2 separate regions of the Homo sapiens genome follow, and region 2 is linked to region 1. Evidence: read pairs that join two places in POLR2A ChIA-PET (ENCODE). Cell type or tissue: A673. All regions are shown on one strand. Links, peaks and the distances in the headings refer to the core of each region. The heading gives the core; the rest is flanking DNA. Region 1 has its middle 26 kb from the start of LINC02613. Region 2 has its middle 13 kb from the start of LINC01883.

What was found. ChIA-PET counts read pairs that join two places held together with the same protein. Peaks named below come from ENCODE experiments on the same cell type or tissue, not always from the same donor. Only the 100,000 strongest peaks of a DNase experiment are listed, where the experiment ranks them.
Region 2: POLR2A ChIA-PET joins it to region 1 with 5 read pairs; 3 of 35 experiments call an interaction of 5 or more read pairs at or near these places.

What each region holds. Positions count from the first base shown.
Region 1 is chr2:38,540,338-38,543,253 of GRCh38, forward strand. No RefSeq gene overlaps it. Among named protein-coding and RNA genes, the nearest start is that of LINC02613, 26 kb to the left of the region's middle. RefSeq lists a silencer at 990-1,284 and an enhancer at 990-1,284. In A673, for the core only: no CTCF peak of the experiment used is centred there; DNase peaks (open chromatin) are centred at 1,554 and 2,214; H3K4me3 peaks cover 414 bases; H3K27ac peaks cover 2,450 bases.
Region 2 is chr2:38,442,928-38,445,843 of GRCh38, forward strand. No RefSeq gene overlaps it. Among named protein-coding and RNA genes, the nearest start is that of LINC01883, 13 kb to the left of the region's middle. In A673, for the core only: no CTCF peak of the experiment used is centred there; DNase peaks (open chromatin) are centred at 464 and 1,534.

The DNA of each region.
Region 1 (2,916 bases), core at 244-2,743:
TCCTGTTTTAATTGTAATCTCCTAAATAACAAAGGCCATACCGTAAACACAAACTTACTTCTCAGAACTTCGTCGTTGCCTACATATGTCACACATTTAACATGACGTGAATATCCCTTTAATTTTGGAAATGCACATAATTTCTTCTCATTTGTTAAAAGGAAGACAGTTCTTAGGATGATAGGCTTATATTTGGCACGTTTACTGAGCAGGAGGAGATAATTTTTTAAATTTCATAATCCCATATGGTCTGATTTTTCTCCATATGTCAACCTCCTTCCCAACAGGTGCGTCATACTTTCCCACAGCACTACTCTTGTATCTCTACAGAAATCATATAAACTCTACCCCCATACCATAAAATGATTTAAGTTTCAGAGTGAGACTGCCTAATACAACACACTCATTTTAAAGATGAACAAAGCTAAGCATTCATAACTTAGCTACCTAGCAGAGGAGCCAAGGCTGGAACCTATCCAGGGCTGTCTCCACTACAGGACACAGCCGCACCAGGGCTGGGGAATGGCTGGGGCGCAGCACATAGGCGACAGTATTTTTGTTTGTATAAATTATAAAGTAGGTCGTTAATTTTTCTCAAAGACTTAACAGGTAGCTGATGGGTGCCACTTGCTAACCACCTGTTTGAAGAAGGAACTCTTGCTGCTGGACCTCAGGTCTACAGCTTGTTTTTCCCCAGAGGCTGCTCTTTATCCAGCTTGTGGTTTTCTCTGCATCCAGCAGCCAACAGAGTTGTGAATGCCCCTCTTTACTTGCATTCCCACACCATCCCTGGCATGCCAGTGTGCCCTGGCTTGGAGTTGAGGCTGCTGACTATCTAGTTATATAAAGGGAAAATCCTTCAGGCATAGCCAGAGGAAGCCTGTCAAGGGTGGACACAGATTTGTGGGGCCTAAACTTACAAAGTTTTTGAGACCATCTTTAATGGAAAACAATAGAAAAATGTCTTATTTTTGCCATTTATAAAAGAAACATATGCACACATTGCTAGGTCCTCTGCCTGGTGTCTTAGAAAGGTCTAGTCCCTGACAACTGAAGGGTGCTGAAGCTTAATTTCCTTTATCTTCAGGGCACAACTTCCCCTGGGCCTTATATGGAGTCAGTAGGGACACACCTGGGGCACCCTTTGATCCTTCACATGTAGATGGACAGAGCTGCTCAGAACCCTCCACGAGGTTATGCACACAGTAGCCCAAAGTCCAAGAGTTCCGGGACAGTCCCTGTTTTCAAATATTTAATTATGTATCAAACGATGCATCTTGACTTTTCAAAAAATATAAGTGACAAGGTTACAGAATAGAAGTACCAAAGAAAAACAAAAAAAAAGCAAGCAAAACAAAACAAAACAAAACCAACACCCCAAAATGCATACAAATCAGGATGGAATTACCAATTGTTCCCTGTGGATTTTTCCATTCCCATCTCAGAATGGAAAGAGCAAGCCCAGGACGGACAGTAATGGCACCCAGCAGCTGCAGAGTGCAAAAGTTCCCACCTGCTGAGAAAACAGCAGGAATCTTTAGAAGGAAATTCTCTTCCCTTATTAGGTAGCAGTAATTATGCTGCCAAGAAAAATCTTGCCTTCATAGACTTATGTTGCATAAGAAATAAAGTTTAGCTGGAATGGACAAGTTGAGTTCAAAAAACTACTGAAGAATCTCCTTCTACTCCCTGTCCTCAGCTTTCCATTCCATAGTAACTAGACCCGAGATTTCAGAGCACAGTATTGAAGCTGCTGTGCTGCATAAGTATCTCACACCCAAAGACTCAGGCAACTATTCCACAGTTTTCTTTTTGTTTTTTGTTTTTTGTTTTTTTGAGACAGAGTCTCACTCTGTCACCCAGGCTGGAGTGCAGTGGCGCGATCTCGACTCACTGCAACCTCCGCCTCATGGGTTCAAGCAATTCTCCTGTCTCAGCCTCCCAAGTAGCTGAGATTACAGACCCCCACCACAATGCCTGGCTAATTTTTGTATTTTTAGTTGAGACGGGGTTTCACCATGTTGGTCAGGCTGGTCTCAAACTCCTGACCTCAAGTTATCCGCCCACCTCTGCCTCTCAAAGTGCTGAGATTACATGCATGAGCCACCACGCCCAGCCAGTTCCACAGACTTCTAAGGGGCTATCAGGGAACAAATGTGTAGTAAAAACTGTTCACCAAGTGTTTATGAATCATCCAAGAAGGTCAGGATAGGTTTTTGTTTTGCTTTACGGGAGACATCCTGAATCTGAAAGGCAGAAGACACCTATCTGGCAGGTCCAGGGTTAGCACAATGTATTCACTGCCCGTTCAAGAATAGTAACAATGATCATAATAACAGTCATAACTATTGTTTGTTGAGACTATGTGCTTTAAATGCATTATCTCACTTAATCCTCATACCAACTTTGTCAATATTCATATTTCACCTACAAGAAAATAGACTTAGTGATGTGAAGAGACAATGTCATACAGCACACAGTGCTAAAGTTGATAATCAGACCCAACTCTATCAAACTCTAAAGGCCATTTATTTAACCACCGTGAAAGAAAATAAAATCTCAGGACCCCGTTTCATGATGCCAAAAGGAAAACATTAAGCTGAAAGCTGAGTCATGGCCAGAAATTGCCTTTCTCTTTGTTCCTAAGCAGACAGCTACAGATAAAAGGCCGGATGTCTCCACAGTCAGCTACTCTATGTTCACCTTATCAGTGATCAGTGCTGATTTACTGAGTGGGAGACGACTACATAATTGTCTGTTCTCCTACTTGCTCCTTTTCTCTTGCAACATGTGGATTCAGTCATGTGACCACATCCTCCCTCTTTCTCTTCCAGCCTGCTTTTCCCCTTTAAATACTGAAGGCTTCAAAGTGATCTTTGAAGAAAAGCCCCGACCACATGCTGTTTCTGTGGTATC
Region 2 (2,916 bases), core at 156-2,655, 97 kb before region 1:
AATGGAGCCTTCATGGGCTCTGTCTTTGTCCATTACCATAAGACAAAGTCTCACCTTCATAGGTGAGACATATTGGATTGCCATTGATAGAAACTGTTTGCAGGGGCTGCAAGAGGTAGCTCTTGTTCTCAGTGACTAAGTGTTGGAGAATCTCCAGATGCCCAACCAGGAAGCCTGAACTTCACAGCAGTGAGGGCTCCCACCCAGCACCCCGCTCCTCCAGATCAGTCAGCAAAGTACAAAGGAAGCCTTGTTTATATTTATTTTTCTTTGCGGTTAACACTTTATATATTCCTACATGTACTCTCAAAAATGCAGCATGACATTTTGAAAAGAAAACGCAATAGGTGCAACCCATTCATTCCTGAAAGAAATTATCTTCAGGGACAAGAAACAGATCCTGCTTGCGGCTCTTGGCAATCCCTCTTCAGCATAGCAGTGTGAAACCCTGAGCCAACAATCAGTCGGAGGCTGCTTGCTGCCAGAAGTGCTCCTACCTCCTGGCGAGGGTGGCTTAGAGAAAATCCCCAACCTCAGTGGGAAAGATAGAGCAAAAGGAGAAGGAGCCGAGGGAAGAACAGGAAAGGCTAAAAGGCAAGCAGTGATTGTCCCCTTCCTGGAAAGAGGTAAAGAGTAGAGCCAAGCCTCAATGGCCAGGCACCTGCTATCTCACTCTGACCTAGCAATGCTTAATGACATTTGGAGAAGTGTCAATGATATGAAATTGGCCTGATATGGTTTGGCTGTCTCCCCACCCAAATCTCATCTTGAATTGTAGTTTCCATAATCCCCAGGTGTCATGGGAGAGACCCAGTGGGAGGTAATTTAATCATGGGGGCAGTTACCCTCATGCTGTTCTCCTAATAGTGAGTGAGTTCTCACAAGGTCTGATGATTTTATAAGGGGCTTTTATAAGTGCCCTTTTGCTCGGCACTTCTCCTTGCTGCCTACATGTGAAGAAAGACGTGTTTGCCTCCCCTTGCACCATGATTGTAAGTTTCCTGAGCCCTCCCTAGCCCTGTGGAACTATGAGTCAATTAAACCTCTTTCCTTTATAAATTACTCAGTCTCAGGTATGTCTTTATTAGCAGCATGAGGACGAACTAATACAGGGCCTTAGCAATCTTCTAGTTCAGAACTCCCAATTTACAGTTGAGAAAATGAGGCCAGAGAAATAACTGACTTGCCTAAGATAGTGAAATAAATCCAGAGCAGTGTTCAGAATTCAGGTCTTCTGATTCTCAAATCCTTTCACTTTGTATCCCCAGTAGATTTCAACCTTGGCTTCACATTATAAATTCCTAGAGAGCTTTCATAAAAACAAAACAAAACAAAAAAATACTCAGCCCCAGTATTGGTGGTCTGGGGTACTTTATAGCTCCCCAGGTGATTGTCACTGAGAACCCCTGTATGCTGGCCTAGCCTGACTCAGTGGTCTGTTCCATTTCGCACCATAATGAGCCAAGCCTTGTGCTAAGGACTGGAGCTGTGAAAATGAATCAACTTGCTTCTGAAGCTGCTCAGCATGTGGCAGAGGAGCATGCTGTGAAGAGCTCATTCCAACAGCAGCGTGATGAGTAACACTATCAACATAAATAAGTAATAGCAGTGATTAAGTCTGTATGGGAAGGTTGAGGGAGGTGGCATTTGAATCCACATTTAAAGGATGAATGGAAGTTTGTTGAGAGGACAGGATGCAGAAGCATTTTCCAGAGAGAGGGAATAGCATGGACAAAGACCTGAAGGCATGAACAACACAGCGTGTTTGTAGTTTAGTTTATCTAAAGCAAGGTGCAAGGTAGGAGCCGTGGAATCAGAGCTATGGAGGTAGGTAAGGGCTGGGTCACACAGGGCCTGATAGTAGAAGCCATTCTAAGGGTTGGGGATTATCCTGAAATGATTGTAAGCACTGAGATATGCTATGCAGAAAAATGATAAAGTAAAACTTGTAACGGGAAAAGAACCCTAATGGTGGTGTCGAAATGAATCGGAAGGGGAAGAAGCCAGAAACAGGAGGAGCAGTTGAGAGAGGAGGTGAAGAGATGATGAGGGTCTGAATGAGCTGGCAATGTGGACTGACAGCAGAGGACAAATTAGCTGTGTCCCTAAGTCACTGCATTTATTTATTTATTTATTTTTAATTTTTATTTATTTTTTTTTTTGAGACAGAATGTCATTCTATCACCCAGGCTGGAGTACAGTGGCGTGATCTCGGCTCACTGCAACCTCCACCTCCCAAGTTCAAGTGATTCTCCTGTCTCAGCCTCCTGAATAGCTAAGATTACAGGCATGCACCACCATGCCCAGCTAATTTTTGTATTTTTAGTAGAGATGGGGTTTCACCATGTTGGCCAGGCTGGTCTCAAACTCCTGACCTCAGGTGATCTGCCTGCCTCGGCCTCCCAAAGTGCTGGGATTACAGGCATGAGCCACTGTGCCCAGCCAGCCATTGCATTTAGAGAGTAGAATTGATAGGAGACAGACGGTAGATTAGCCGAAGGGTAGAAAGGTCTAACTCCAACCTAAGTTCTCCCTATTCTCCTTCATATACTCTGGACTGAAAAACTCACTCTCCTCTTCCTTCAAAAATCTAGTTGTTGTTGCTTTTTTTTTTTTTTTTTTTTTTTTTTTTTTTTTTTTTAGAGACAAGGTTTCATTCTATCACCCACGCTGGAGTGCAATGGCACAATCATGGCTCACTGCAGCCTCAAACTCCTGGGCTCAAGCGATCCTCCCACCTCAGCCTCCTGAGTAGCTAGAACTACAGGTGTGAGCCACCATGCCTGGCTAATTTTTTTTATTTTTTTGTAGAGATAGGGTCTTGCAATGTTGTCCAGGCTCTACTCAGCCTCCCAAAGTGCTGAGATTACAGGCACAAGCCACTGCACCAAGCAAAAATCTAGTTTTTTAATGAAG